2 separate regions of the Homo sapiens genome follow, and region 2 is linked to region 1. A link is a contact called in ENCODE Hi-C or POLR2A ChIA-PET data. All regions are on one chromosome and are shown on one strand. The core of a region is the stretch at or near the end of the contact, and the rest is flanking DNA. Distances in the headings are between cores, read along the strand shown.

The links. Hi-C counts contacts between places; a loop is a spot of excess contacts on that map. ChIA-PET counts read pairs that join two places held with the same protein, here RNA polymerase II (POLR2A). Pooled maps may share reads with other maps.
Region 2: a pooled map shows a loop between it and region 1 (3-fold over the local background). The contact joins two enhancer-like sites. A Hi-C loop is called at or near these places in 3 of 50 pooled maps. POLR2A ChIA-PET finds 5 or more read pairs at or near these places in 2 of 52 experiments (B cell and CD4-positive, alpha-beta T cell).

The regions. Positions count from the first base shown.
Region 1 is chr17:78,334,722-78,341,973 of GRCh38, reverse strand. All of the region lies in intron 1 of LOC105371912 (a long non-coding RNA gene), which reads right to left. Among named protein-coding and RNA genes, the nearest start is that of SOCS3, 22 kb to the left of the region's middle. RefSeq lists silencers at 59-318, 2,882-2,991. Within about 2 kb of position 4,338, at least 8 of the 41 ENCODE cell types and tissues checked have a DNase peak (open chromatin) inside an H3K27ac peak, as active enhancers do; they include B cell, where a contact is called at or near this core.
Region 2 is chr17:78,744,682-78,751,933 of GRCh38, reverse strand. All of the region lies in intron 1 of CYTH1 (cytohesin 1), which reads left to right. Among named protein-coding and RNA genes, the nearest start is that of CYTH1, 34 kb to the left of the region's middle. RefSeq lists enhancers at 2,831-2,900, 2,961-3,020. Within about 2 kb of position 3,778, at least 29 of the 41 ENCODE cell types and tissues checked have a DNase peak (open chromatin) inside an H3K27ac peak, as active enhancers do; they include B cell, where a contact is called at or near this core.

The DNA of each region.
Region 1 (7,252 bases), core at 3,089-5,588:
CCGCCCACCCGGGTCCTCGCGTCCCAGGGCCGGGCCCGCACCCCGCAGCCCCTCCCGGTCCACGCGCGGGCCCCGGCTCCCCGGCGAGTCCTGCAGCTGGGGCGGCCCCTGGCGCCCGCCACCCGGCCGAGCCCTATTTCGGGCGCTGGCGCTGCGGGCCGGGGCAGCCCTGCCCGGAAGGGAGGCTATTCTGGGCCGGGCCGCCCGAGCAGCTGCGGCCCCGGGCTTCCCGGCAGGGTGTGCGGCGCGGGACCGAGGGCACACCAGGGCAGGGCTCCCCTCCCTCCCCAGCGCCGCACCTTCCTCCCAGGCCGCGCCTAGCTCTCTCGCCTTTTTGGCCAGACCCAGGTCCTTCCTTAGGCCAGGAACATTCCCTAGTGCCAGGTCGCTGAGAATGTCCAGAGGCTAAGGCCATCCGGTGCCCTACCCCAGTGCCCTCCGGGCAGGTGCCTTGCCCTGAGCCTGTCCGCCCTGGGCCCCACTTCCTTCTTTTTCTTGATTTATTTTATTTTATTTTATTTATTATTTTTTTTTTAGACAGGGCCTCGCTCTGTTGCCCAGGCTGGAGTGCAGTGGCACTATCTCAGCTCACTGCAACCTCTACCTCCCCGGTTCAGGCGATTCTCCTGCCTCAGCTTCCCGGGTAGCTGGGACTACAGGCACGCGCCACCATACCTGGCTAGTTTTTGTATTTTTAGTAGAGATGGGGTTTCACCATGTTGACCAGGGTAGGGTGGTTTCGAACTCCTGACCTCAAGTGATCGGCCTGCCTCGGCCTCCCAAAGTGCTGGGATTACAGGCATGAGCCACCGCGCCCGGCCCCCACTTCCTTTCTAGGGTGGTCTTCCCAACACCCTGTGCTGACCTGGGTTCAGCCCTTGTCCCCATGTGCTACTTCTCTGCCCATCCTAACTCTAACGACCTTCCTGCCATGGGTCCATTTGGTCTGTGTTGAATCCGCAGTGCCCAGCACAGGATGGCTGCTTCCAAAATGGGTGTGTCATGAAAGCTGTTAAACCATCACATTCAGTATCACATTGCGGACACCAGCCCCTAAGGGGCTTTTTACATACAACCAGCAAACCCATATGAGGACTAGAGGTCCAGCTGCCCTCTTGCCCCCTTGCCCCACCAGAGTGAGTGACCACATCCACGGGTGGTGGCGGCTTGGTGGAAGAAGCTGTGGGTACTTGCATACGTGGCCCTGGTCGCCTTGGGTTCACCCTGTAACCTTAGGACCATATGCTGAACTCCTAGGGGCCACACTTTGCAGTCTGGCCCACATCAATGATTGCAAGGAGACAAAATATGTGCTGCACCATGAGAATGCAGGTCGCCCACATTTCACCCACAATCCAACCCACATCTCTCCCTCCCAAGCAAAAGATCTCCCTGGGATGGTGTCTGAGGATGCTCGGGGGAGAGGAGGAGGGCAGCTGACGCCCATCCATGCCCACTCTCTGCCAGGTGTTTTACATATGTCATGTTATTTAGCCTGGCCTCTCAAACTTTCACGTCAGCACCAATCACCTGGATCTTGTTAAACTGCAGACTGATTCATCTGGCTGGGGTGGGCCATGAGATGCTGCATTTCTGAGCAGCTCTAGGTAGACTCTATCTTGCCAGGACTCTGCCACACTGGAACTGGGAGGGGGAATCCACACAGCAGTTCTCTGAGCTCATCTGCCTGGTTTTCAAACGAAGAATCTGAGGTTTAGAGTCATTAAGAAGCTTGTTGAGCAGTCAGGCCAGCACCCTGACTGACTGGCCACAGAGAATGTCCCCCAGATCCTAAACCCACTCTCTATGACCCCAGAGAGTCTTCCCCAGGCAGTTTACACCCCTTAGCTTCCTTTTGTTTTTGAGGCAGGGTCTCCTTCTGTCACCCAGGCTGGAGTGCAGTGGCATGATCATAGCTCATTGCAGCCCCTGCCCCCTAGGCTCAATGGATCCTCCTGCCGCAACCTCCTGAATAGCTGGGACTACAGGCATGTGCCACCACACCTGGCTAATTTTTCTATTTTTTTGTAGAGACGGTGGGGGTGGGGGGGGGGTCTCCCTATGTTGCTTACACTGGTCTCGAACTCCTGGGCTCAAGCCATCCTCCCGCCTTAGCCTCCTAAAGTGCTGTGATTACAGGCATGAGCCACTGTGCCCAGTCATCCTTCCTTTTTAAAGAAAGTTGACTGAGCGAGGTGGCTGTTGCCTGTAATTTCAGCACTTTGGGAGGCAGAGGTGGGAGGATCACATGAAGCCATGAGTTTGAGACCAGTCTGGCCAACATGGTGAAACCCCATCTCTACTAAAAATACAAAAATTAGCCAGGCATGGTGGGGTCCACCTGTAGTCCCAGCTACTCAGGAGGCTGAGGCATGAGAATTGCTTGAACCCAGGAGGCAGAGGTTGCAGTAAGCTGAGATCGTGCCACTGCACTCCAGCCTGGGTGACAGAGTGAGACTCCATCTCAAAAAAAAAAAAAAAAAAAGTTATCACACTAATACATTGTATTACATGTGTACTAAATATATAGCTATCCTCAAGGAAAATTAATAAAATATTGAACTCATCCCCATGCCCAGTCCAACTAACTCAGTTCACTGCCCAGAAAAATAAATATTATCCACAAGTGGCTACTAATTCTTTAATTAACTAGATAGCTGAATTGAATAGTTTTATTTATAACTTGGATTATTGCTGTAGAATACGGGTTAAAAGGTTTGGCAAGAGCTACCCAAACTTGGGATGGAAATCTGCTGAGAGGAGCCTAGTCTGCTGAGAGAGAGAGAAAGAAAGTACCATTCAAATATGAGCCCAGGGAGAGGCAGGAAACCACTTTCTCCCCAGGACTCTGTACTACAATCTTTCAGGGCGTGCTGGACAGGTGAGGGGAAACCTAAACGCGCCAATGCCCTCCTTCATGAATAAGTAACAGCCGCCCAGTGCTTTGACTCATTCGTCAATAGAGAGTTCACTTCCTGACAAAGAAGCCAGCGCCTTCACACTCACATGTAAGTGACGGAGTAATCAATTGACGATTAATTACAGAGGAAGTTACCAGGAATATAGAATTGCTCTATCAAAATTCAGCGGCTAAGGCAGTATTTTTCAGGTGTGCTTCTGTTATGGAGATCAGACCTGCAGCTGAAATAAACCAGAGTGGTGGTGTTTCCTGAAAGAATATGTCTGCTCAATCTTGGGGGGCTTCCAGTTGGGGGGGGGAGCCTGGGAAGACTGGGTCAGATCCTGGTGTCATCATCCTCCGACTAGGCTGTCATTGTGTCATCTGTAAAACGAGGATGCTGACCTCTACAGAGGGCTCTGGTGAGGTCCCTGGGTTCCTGGCCTGACACATAGTGGGGGCTCAACTGGAGATTCTTCCTTCTCCTGTCACCTGCTCACCAGCACCCCCCTCTGACTGCCCCCAAACCCACTCCTCAATTCTGGAGTTGAAAGGAACCTTACAAGGCTGGTTTCTTTTACAGATGGGTACTTTGACAGACTTGGGTAATTGGGTAAAAGTCAGAGATCTCAATTTCTTTTTTAAGAGACAGGGTCAGCTGGACATGGTGGCTCATGCTTGTAATCCCAGGAATTTGGGAGGCTGAGGCAGGTGGATCACCTGTTCAAGACCAGCCTGGCCAACATGGTGAAACCCCATCTCTACTAAAATTACAAAAATTAGCCAGGCGTGGTGGCTTGCATCTGTAGTCCCAGCCACTGGGGAGATCTGAGGCAGGAGAATTGCTTGAACCCGGGAGGCGGAAGTTGCAGTGAGCCAAGATTGAGCCACTGCACTCCAGCCTGGGCGACAGAGCAAGACTCCATCTCAAGCAAAAAAGAGACAGGGTCTCACTTTGTCACCCAGGCTGGAGTGCAATGGTGTGATCATAGCTCACTGCAGTCTCAACCTCCTGAGTTCAAGTGATCCCCCAACCTCAGCCTCTCAAGTAGCTAGAACCACAGGTGTGCACTACCACGCCTGGCTGATTTTAATTTTTTTGCAGAGACGGGGGTCTCACTATGTTGCCCAGGCTGGTCTTGAACTCCTGGCCTTAAGTGATCCTCCGGCTTCGGCCTTCTGAAGTGCTGGGATTACAGGCATGAGCCACTGCACCCACCCAGTGATCTCATTTCTGAACAGGGAAGGGGCAGAGGGCCCACACAGGGAGTAGGGTTGGGGTAGAGTGAGAAGGGAAAGGAGAAGGGGAAGGTGACTGGGAATTCTCACCCATTCTCACTTCTGCTTTGTGGGTTAGAAACACTGAGCTGCCTCATCCTCCTGTCTCTGAACTTCCTTCACAGCCCATTGGGCCATTTGCATATGTCTCGTTGAAATTCCGGATCACGGCGTCACTGCCTCCTCCCCATGGCCCCCAGAGGGTGACCGGAGCATCACTAGGAGCCAAAGAATGGGGATGAGCAGTGCGGGGTAGTGTTGACCGCCCCAACTTTCCCATGGTGACTCACTCTTATTCAATAGACAGACCATTTTCCTAGAATGTTGCAACAGGGGTATTAGGGTTTTTCCAGAGCTTTCCACTCTCGATTACCCAACCCTGAGCCCCTCGCGTGGAACTCGAGGTGATCCCCGCTAGTGAGGGCTGGACATTTGCCTCTGGCCTTGGCATCCCCTTCATCTTGAACTTTCTCAAGGGGCAGAGCCAGCCTCCCGAGATGGGTTCTGTGCACCCCGGTTGTGCCCGCAGTAGGCTCCTGGACTGTTTTTCTTTCTTAATACATATTTGTTTAATGGATGGGATGACTGGAAATTACTTATCCCTGACGAAGAAACAGGAAGGCAAACAGTTTTACATTTCTTTTTACAAAAACTGTCTTGAGTTTTACCCTGTTCGTCTTTCTTCACTTTAGATTGTGAAGTTTCCAACTCTAACTCCTAAAAATCTTAGTGGAGAGATTCTAAACCCTTCGAGGGTGAGATCAAATCTCCTTCCTCCTTTCTCTCCCCAATCCCTGGTTCATAGTTATGTACTAGGTGCTTAATAGATCTTATTGTATTGGATTATTTTAAAAGTCATTATTTTATACAAAAGATTAGCTGTGCATAGTGGTGGGCGCCTGTAATCCCAGCTATTTGGGAGGCTGAAGCAGGAGAATCACTTGAACCCAAGAGGAGGAGGTTGCAGTGAGCCTGAGATCATGCCATTACGCTCCAGCCTGAGCAACAGAGTGAGACTCCATCTCAAAAAGAAAAAAAAAAAAGTTATTATTTTAAAAGTCAGCCGCTTATAGAGTCAGGCGTGTTAGGTATCATCAATGAAGCCTGGGCTGAGTTCAGGAATCCCGAACCTGTTTGGGTGCATTTGAGCTGATTGCCTTGTCAAAAAGTTCAGTAATGGCTCTGGCAAACTATGGCTTTGCGAGAGTTGGTGGAGGGGATTATAATGGTCTTTATTCCAAGGGAAAGTCTACTGCTTGAGCAGGGCACACCGGCTGGTGCCTGTAGTTCCAGGTACTCAGGAGGCCGAGGCAGGAGGATCACTTGAGCCCAGGACTTCAAGGCTGCAGTGAGTGAGCTACGATCAAGTCAATCCACTGTAGCCTGGGTGACAGAGCCAGACCCTGTCTCTCTGTCTTTCTCTCTCTTTTTTTGGGGGGGTGGGGCGGGATGGGATCTGGCTCTGTAGCCCAGGCTGGAGTGCAGTGGCAGGATCTCGGCTCACTACAACCTCCATCTCCCGATGGCGGTCTGGCCAGATGGGGTCTGGCTTTGTCACCCAGGCTGGAGTGCAGTGGCTTCATCTCTACTCACTGCAACCTCCATCAAGTGGTTCTCCTGCCTCAGCCTCCCTAGTAGCTGGGATTACAGGCGTGAGCCACCATGCCCGACCTAAGACCCTGTGTCTTAAATTTTTTTTTAAGTCTATTGTTTGAACCCCAGGAAAGGAATTTCATTGTGGGGTCACTCTTCATACAGGATGATTCCCTGTGAGTTTATAATAGCTCAGGAAGAGATACTGGAAATTATCACATAGGTACCCTATACTTTAGGGGAAATTTCTCCAAAAAGAAATGCTGGCCAAAAAAAGAAAGCTGTAGGTTCTAAAAAGGAAAATGGTAAGGTAGACCAAAAAAAATCCACAATTCAGACAATTCAATCACAAAAGATTTCTATGAGAAAGAGGCCAGGCATGGTGGCTCATGCCTGTAATCCCAGCACTTTGGGAGGCCCAGGCGGGTGGATCACCTGAGGTCAGGAGTTCGACACCAGCCTGAGCAACCTGGAGAAACCCCGTCTCTACTAAAAATAGAAAAAATTAGCTGGGTATGGTGGTGCACGCCTGTAATCCCAGCTACTCGGGAGGCTGAGGCAGGAGAATTGCTTGAACCCAGGAGGTGGAGGCTGCAGTGAGCCGAGATCACGCCATTGCATTCTAGCCTGGGCGACAACAGTGAAACTCCGTCTCGAAAAAAAAAAAAAGAGAAAGAAAGTTGGTAGGGGTACAAAATAAAGCACTGATACCTTCTAGGGAGCTGAGCTCATATTTCAAAAGGACAGAGAAGAGGGCAGGAGGGAGGGAGGACTCTCAACCACAAGTGAAGGCAAAAGAGCCCCTTGAGCCTGATGGGAGGGGCTGGGGTGCTATTAACCCTCAGCTCCCAATAAAACCTCTAAGAAAACAAAAATGGCTTGGAAGGTTGTAGTCACGGCTACAAGGACGAGCGAAGGACAGACCCAGTCCTTAGCTGAGAAGACCGAATCGTGTCAGATGACAGAAGAGGAAAGAGAATAAAGACCACCGTTATTGAGCGCCTATGTGTACTGGTGCATCCCCAACGCCTGTCCATCCTAAAGCTCTGTCCATCTCCCAACACAGACCAGGGGCAGTTGCTTCCTTCCTACCAGGGAGCAGCTCAGAGGCTAAGACCCTGCCACTGCTTGAAGCATCTCCCAGGGGAATGCAGATCTGCCCCAGGTTCTACCTGCTCCCCTGTCAAACTCCGAGAGAAAGTAGGGTGAGGGTAGGAGGGATCTGAAATCCAGGATGGGGAGGGCGAGCTGGGAAGCTCCACATTGACTTGAAAGTGGGCTGGGCAGCAGAGTGAGACGCTGTCTGGGTAGATGCCAGCCCCGGACTCTTGCTGGCTTTCACCCTTGGCCTGAGATGAGGAGAGGGACAGAAAGATGACAAACAAGGCCACTGTGGGCCAGAAACTAGACTGGGGAAACTAGAAACTCACGACTATGTTACTCACCCACAAAACACTGCAGTGAATCACTAAACAAATTCAT
Region 2 (7,252 bases), core at 2,529-5,028, 410 kb before region 1:
TGAAACCCTGTCTCTACTAAAAATACAAAACAATTAGCCGGGTTTGCAGTGAGCCGAGATCATGCCACTGCACTCCAGCCTGGGTGACACAGTGAGACTCCGTCTCAAAACAAAACAAAAAACAAAAAAGATGAAATTATCATTTGATATAACCAATAGCAGAGAGATACCTGTACTCTGATTCCTTCTTCGTTTATGCAGTCAATCCTTGTTATTTGTGGATTTTGTATTCATGAATTTTCCTACTCACTAAAGCTTATTTGTAACCCGCAAATCAGTCCAAAGGTAGTCCTTTCGTGGTCATTTCTGGACATTCACAGAGCAGTGAAAAATGCAGTTTGCTCAGTGTACACATTTCCAGCCACTGTGAAACAAGGTGACTGATTTCTTGTTTCAGCCCTCATACTGTAAACAAATGACCTTTATGTGGTCTATTTAGCATTACATTTTTTTTTTTTTGTATTTTTGTGCCTTTGCTGGTGACTTGCTCTTTAAAATAGCCCCTAATCATAATGCTGAATTTCTGTCTATTGTTCCTAAGTACAAGAGGCCATGATGTGCCTTATGGAGAAAATATAGTATGTTAGCGAAGCTTTGCTCAGGAATGAGTTACAGTGCTGTTGGCCATGAGTTCAATGTTAATGAATCAACAGTTGGCTGGGCATGGTGGCTCACATCTGTAATCCCAGCACTGTGGGAGGCTGAGGCAGGTGGATTGCTTGAGCCCAGGGGTTTGAGACCAGCCTGGGCAACACGACGAAACCCTGTGTCTACTAAAAATAGAGCCCATGTCCCCCCGCCATGCGCCCATGGTTCCAGCTATTCAGGTGGCTAAGGTGGGAGGATTGCTTGAGTCTGGGAGGTAGAGGTTGCAGTGAGCCAGGATGTCACCACTGGACTCCAGCCTGGGTGACAGAGTGAGACCCTGTCTTAAACAAAACAAAACACAACAATATATATTAAATAAGCCATCTTTAAACAGAAACCCATATAAACAAGGTTATGTATTGTTCAGTTGACAAAAGTGTGACCAGAGGTCTGTAGGAACCTAACCTGTATTTCCCCTAGGAGCAACGGTTTAGTCTTTTCCAATTCAGTGTTAGCAATGACTATTTTTGTTTTTTTTTTTTTTGAGATGGAGTCTCGCTCTCTCGCCCAGTCTGGAGCGCATTGGTGTGATCTCGGCTCACTGCAACCTCCACCTCCCGGGTTCAAGCAATACTCCCTGCCTGTAGCTGTAGCTGGGATTACAGGCGCCCACCACCTCACCCATCTAATTTTTGTATTTTTCATAGAGATGGGGTTTCACCATGCTGGCCAGGCTGGTCTCGAACTCTGACCTCGTGATCCACCCGCCTAGGCCTCCCAAAGTGCTGGGATTACAGGCATGAGCCACTGTGCCCGGCAACAGCAACAACTTTTTAAACAATAACTACTTTGAATAGCAAGAATCAGCTATAGCTTAGCCCTCTTCCTACCCCTAAACTTCAGGCTGTGACATCCCAGTGCCACATTTGACATCTCCTGGGGGATACCTACAGGGTCTCTCACAGTTGGCATGGCCACAGCAGAGCCCCTGGTGCTGTGTCCCTCTTTATTCACCCCACCTGAGAAATAGCATATCCGCTCACATAGGTGTTCCCATCAAATGTTTTGAATGTTTTGATATCAGCCTTCCCTTTCTCTTGTTCTGCCTATCCAGTTCATTAGTAGTATGGTTTATTCTACTTCCAAAACGCATCTTGAAGTAATCTGTTTTTCTGCATCTCTGCTGCTGATGTGCTAGTGGAGGCCACTGAATTACTTGCCTGGATGCCACATGAGCTTCCCGTAGCTGATGCCACTCTGTGCACCCATATCTCATGTTCCCTTCCTTCTGGGCACGTGGAGAAGCATATTCTCACCCCCTGGCCATTGATTTGCTATCCTTTTCAGACCCAGAGGGAGCAGGCTAAGAAATATTTTGTGGAATAAGTATGTGGTATTATTTTAGGAGCACTTGGTATTTCTTTGGGTAATAGTAGTTTCTGCAATTTGAGGACTGCTTCTAAACCTGTTAGGAATATTTTTTGAACTGTAAGGGAATTTTTTTTTTAGGGCAGAGAAACATCTGAACAATGTATTAAGTAAAAGCTTGGAGAAAATCTTGGGAAAAAAACACTTCAAAAATAGATTGTTTTAGAGTTCTTTTTTTCTGAAACCACCTGCCTTCTAAAGCAAGATAATTAGATTTTAAACAATGGTTTCTGCTTAGTTAGGTTTTTTTTTATTTTTTTATTTTTATTTGTTATTATTATTTTTTTGAGACAGGGATCTCAATTTGTCACCCAGGCTGGAATATAATGGCATGATCATAGCTTACTGCAGCCTTGACCTGTGGGCTCAAGCAATCCTCCCACCTCAATCTCCTGAGTAGCTGGGACCACAGGCACACCCACCAAACTTGGCTAATTTTTAAATTTTTTTTTGTAGGGGGGATGGAGTCTCAATCTGTCACCCAGACTGGGGTGCAATGGCACAATCTCTGCTCACTGCAACCTCTGACTCCTGGGTTCAAGCAATTCTCCTGTCTCAGCCTCCCGAGTAGCTGGGATTACAGGTGCCTACCACCATGCCTGGCTAATTTTTATATTTTTAGTGGAGACGGGGTTTCGCCATGTTGACCAGGCTGGTCTTGAACTCCTGACCACAGGTGATCTGCCTGCCTTCGCCTCCCAAAGTGCTGGCTGGTCTCAGACTTTTGGGCTCAAGTGATCCTCCCACCTTGGCCTCCCAAAGTGCTGGGATTACAGGTCTGAGCCACTATGCCTGGCCTAGTTTGTTTTTAAATCAATAACAGGTATCAAGAAGTTTGGACTGGCTGACCTTGGTGGTCTTACTGCTGCCACCTTTGCTCTGCCTCACACAGTATGTGGGTGTGTTGGGCCCTTCTCGCAAGCTCCTCTGTCATGTGATGGTTCCGTCTTCAGGGCTGTGGCAGGACCGCGCTGGTTCAGTTTGCTCTGTGTCAGCTGAGTAAAGGATGGGTGGAGTACACCAATTTTGTAACTTGTAACATTTGGTCTTGTGGTTTTGCAAGGAAGGGGTGATATATAATTAGTAAGGCAGGAGAGCAAAGGAAACAGGAAGGGGATCTGCAGTGCTCCTGTATCAAAGTAGATCTCCAAAGCAACAAGGGACAAAAGCAAGCACACTCCTCCCGCCCACCCGTTTTTACTTACTCTTATTTGATCAGAGAACTTTGCTTTCATAAACATCCTTGAATTAAGGCTGGAATTTTTTGGTAAAAATTCCTAACTGAATTTGGTTTAGAAGTATACAGAAAACCCAATGAATTAATTGAATAATCTCCCTTACCCCCTTCTTCAGACAATTCTCCTGTATTCTCTCAAGTAATAAAAGTACTAGAAAGATCAATTGTATTTATCATTAAATGGCTGGTGCTTATAATTTATTCCTTGAATCCAGTTAAACAGTGAGCTTTCCTGATAACCTAGGCATTGTTGTCCCCTACAGTAACCTGGGCCTGTTGGATGTGTAAACATTTTCCTTTGACCCAGGACTGTGTTGAAACTATTTGTTAATCACACAGCAGGATGATCAATACTTACACCAGCTGACGGGACACCTGGCATGACTACTCAGTGATCCAGTAAAACCACGCCAAGCTGGTTCCATAGAGTTTTCATTTTTGATGATAGGACTCGTAGCTCTCAGAATCAGAGAATGTTTAGAGGTGAAACTTACCACAAATGTGGGTCAGCATCTTTAGTTTGTTTCCGGTGTGTGGGGTGCAGTGGCGGACAGTGAGAGAGCCATGTGATGGGAGGAGGCTGCAGAGCTGGACTTTGAATAATGGGTAGGGTTCAGAAAAGTAGAAAATATTGTGAAATTTATTTTATTTTGTTTTTTTGAATGAAGCAACAAAAACAGAGATTTATTGAAAATGAAAGTACACTCCACAGTGTGAGAGTGGACCCGAGCATAGGGGCTCAAGGGCCAAAAATACTGTGAAATTTATTTTAATCAAAGTGGAACATAGATATAGTTTTAAAGATCCTATACAACACAAAATTTTACGTGCTTATAGCAGCAGTTTTCATAAGAACCCCAAAGTGGAAACAACCAGATGCCATCAGCTCATGAGTGGGTAAAGAAGATGAAGTCTGTCCCTACAAGGGAAGATTCTTTAGTCATAAAAAGGAATGAAGTTCTGACACATGCTGCAACATGGCTGAACATAGAAAACATTGTGCCAGGTGAAAGAAACCAGTCACACAAGGCCATGTATTAGGCAAATCTGTAGAGGCAGAAAGTAGATTAGTGGTTGTCAGGGGTTTGGGGATGCGGGAATGGGGGTGACTCCTATGGGGTATGGGGTTTTCTTTTGGGGATGATGAAAATGTTCTAGAATTAGATAGTGGTGGTGGTTGCATAACTTTGTGAACATGCTAAAATCACTGAATAGTATTCTCTAAAAATGTCCTGCCTCTCCCAGACAGTGCCTCCTCCCCGCAGATGTTGACCTCTAGATCCTTCAAGATTGGGACCGCAGTGCAGTATTTGAGTCTCCCCAGATCTCTTCCTAAATACCAGAGAATGCTGCTGAGAGTGTGCATTTTCTTAAAAGTCACTCCCCTCGTTAGTATACCTGTGCCACTATCTTCCCACCCCTCCCAGGGACTTTTTCTATTCTTACTCTACGAGCCTGGCATACTCTGGGCCTTCAGAGCCTGATCCTTAGCATGCCATGTAGTTTTTTCTTTTTTTTTTTTTTTTTTTTTTTTTGGCGCTGCCATTACCTGTGTCCTCCAATGAACTCTTGTGTTTTGAAGAGGGAGATACTTTGTTTTCTTGACCTTTGTAGGTCTAGCTCTTGGCTAACATAGTGCTTGGCACAGTTCAACAGACATCATTTAGAATGAACACATGGTAAAGAGTCAAATCTTTTTTTAATAAATCAGTGTACACTTTTATTATTATTATTTTTGAGACAGAGTCTGACTCTGTCACGAAGACTGGAGTGCAGTGGGGTGATGACAGCTCACTGCAGCCTTGACCTCCTGAGCCCAGATGGTCATCACCTGCCTCGCCCTCTGAAGTAGCTGAGACTACAGGCACGCACCACCACAGCCAGCTAATTTTTTAGTTTTCTGTAGAGACGGAGTCTGTTTATGTTGTCTAGGCTAGTCTTGAACTCCTGGGCTCAAGTGATCCTCTCACCTCGGCCTTCCAAAGTGCTGAGATTATAGGCACGAGCCATCACACCTGGCCTTTCAAATTATTACTCTGATGAGTAAATCAATATGTGAAGAGCAGCTAGAAAATGGGAGAGTCGGCATTCTAAAAGTGTTAGGCTCTTTCAGATGGAAAGTAAGAGAATCTCAGGTTACCATGTAGTGATACTTTTACCCTAGGAAGACAGAGGAAGTAGGAAACTCGGTCGCCGCACTGTCACTGTGGGTCTTGGAGCTCGGGTCTCCTTGTGGGAAAGTGGCCTTTGTAATAAAATCTTGCAGGTGTTGCGTAATTTCATTAGTCTACATGGTGAGGAATAGAGGAGGTTCAGAGAAGAATATACATGTATTTTGTATACCTCAGAATTTTAGAAAAGAGAATCCTGAATATTTTTTTGGAGGAGTTGAGGAAGAAGTAACTGAGGTTTAAATTTTATCTTTGCAGTGATGCCTGTTCTGACCGTCTTATTTAAAACTTAACAATACCTGACCCCACCCCCTGCCACATACTTCTCTTTTCCCCATAGCACCCATCACTTTCTAGCATGTTACTTATTATTTATTGTGTATATAGTTTTTTGCCTATGTCTGCCTGTATAGTAGAAGCCTATTATCACTATCCCTCAAATTAGCCAGTGTGTGTGGACAAAGGGCAAACCAATGTTGATATTAACAAAGCCCTTTCAGGAAATCAGTACTGGTGAATATACACATAGGAACTGGCACATGCGCTGGGTAGAACATGAATTGCCTCTCCTCTCCCTATATATGTTCAAAAGGTAATGAAATTTTTTTTTCTTTTTTTTGAGACAGAGTCTCGCTCTGTTGGCAGGCTGGAGTGCAGTAGCACAATGTCGGCTCACTGCAACCTCTGCCTCCTGGATTGAAGCAATTCTCTTGCCTCAGCCTCCCGAGTAGCTGGGACTACAAGTGTGTGCCACCATGCCTGGCTAATTTTTGTATTTTCAGTAGAGACGGGGTTTCACCATGTTGGCCAAGATGGTCTAGATCTCTTGACCTTGTGATCCACCCGCCTCGGCCTCCCAAAGCGCCGGGATTACAGGGGTGAGCCACTGCGCCCAGCCAGGTAATGGAATTTTTTGGTGCAATTTCTATGTCAATCTTTTAACAATCTTTTCATGTAGCCAGCAGAGGGCAGCACAGATGGAATTTATGACATTCAGTATTTTTGACTTTATTTTAAAGGGCGTTTAAAACTACTGTAGCAACCACTTCTAGGAGTAGTGTGAAGTTTATTTCAATTTCAGGTTTCTTCTTATTCTTTCTCGCTTGTAAATTGTGCTGTTTCTGCTTTGTCTTTATGGAGGAGGTTATTTCTGTTTACCTTATCATCATGAATATGTCAAATTAATACTTTCCAAAGTCTTTTTGACATGTTTCCAGATGCCTCCGAGGGCTGTGGTGAGGTTGGCGATGGTGGGTCCTGAAGGGGCACTGTTCTTTTGCCTCCAGAAAGTAGCAATTACTTGAACCAGAGTTCTTCGAGGTCTTCCCAATGCTCCCAGGCTCCACGGTGCACAGGAGACTGCAGTCCTGGCTCAAGGGTCCTCTCTGAGCATCTGACCAATGCTCTTGACCCCCTTCTCAGAAAGAAAAATCCCCAAAATGTACATACTCAAAACCACACAGTTTTTCAGTTTTGTGGCAAGTTATGGAACTGGTCATGGATTTTCTTGATAGAAACTAAATAAGATCAGTCTTTGTGATGCATACCTCTCTTATTTTTTTTCTTGCAAGAGTTACTGGTCCTTAGGCAAAAATTGAAGTAAATGCAAATTGTGTACATAAAACAAAGGATATGGTTTAGGTTTTCTTTTTTTTTTTTTTTTTGACATCTAATCGGTTTTGAGTTTTTCTTTTGATAACAAAAGTGCTAAAAAGTCTGTGTCATGAAGGTATGTACTAGCAAATGTGATCAGAAATCCCATAGCTTGCTTTGCTAGGTACAAGGTAAGCCTATGTCAAGGAATGGCAAGTTCTTTGAATTCTTGTTG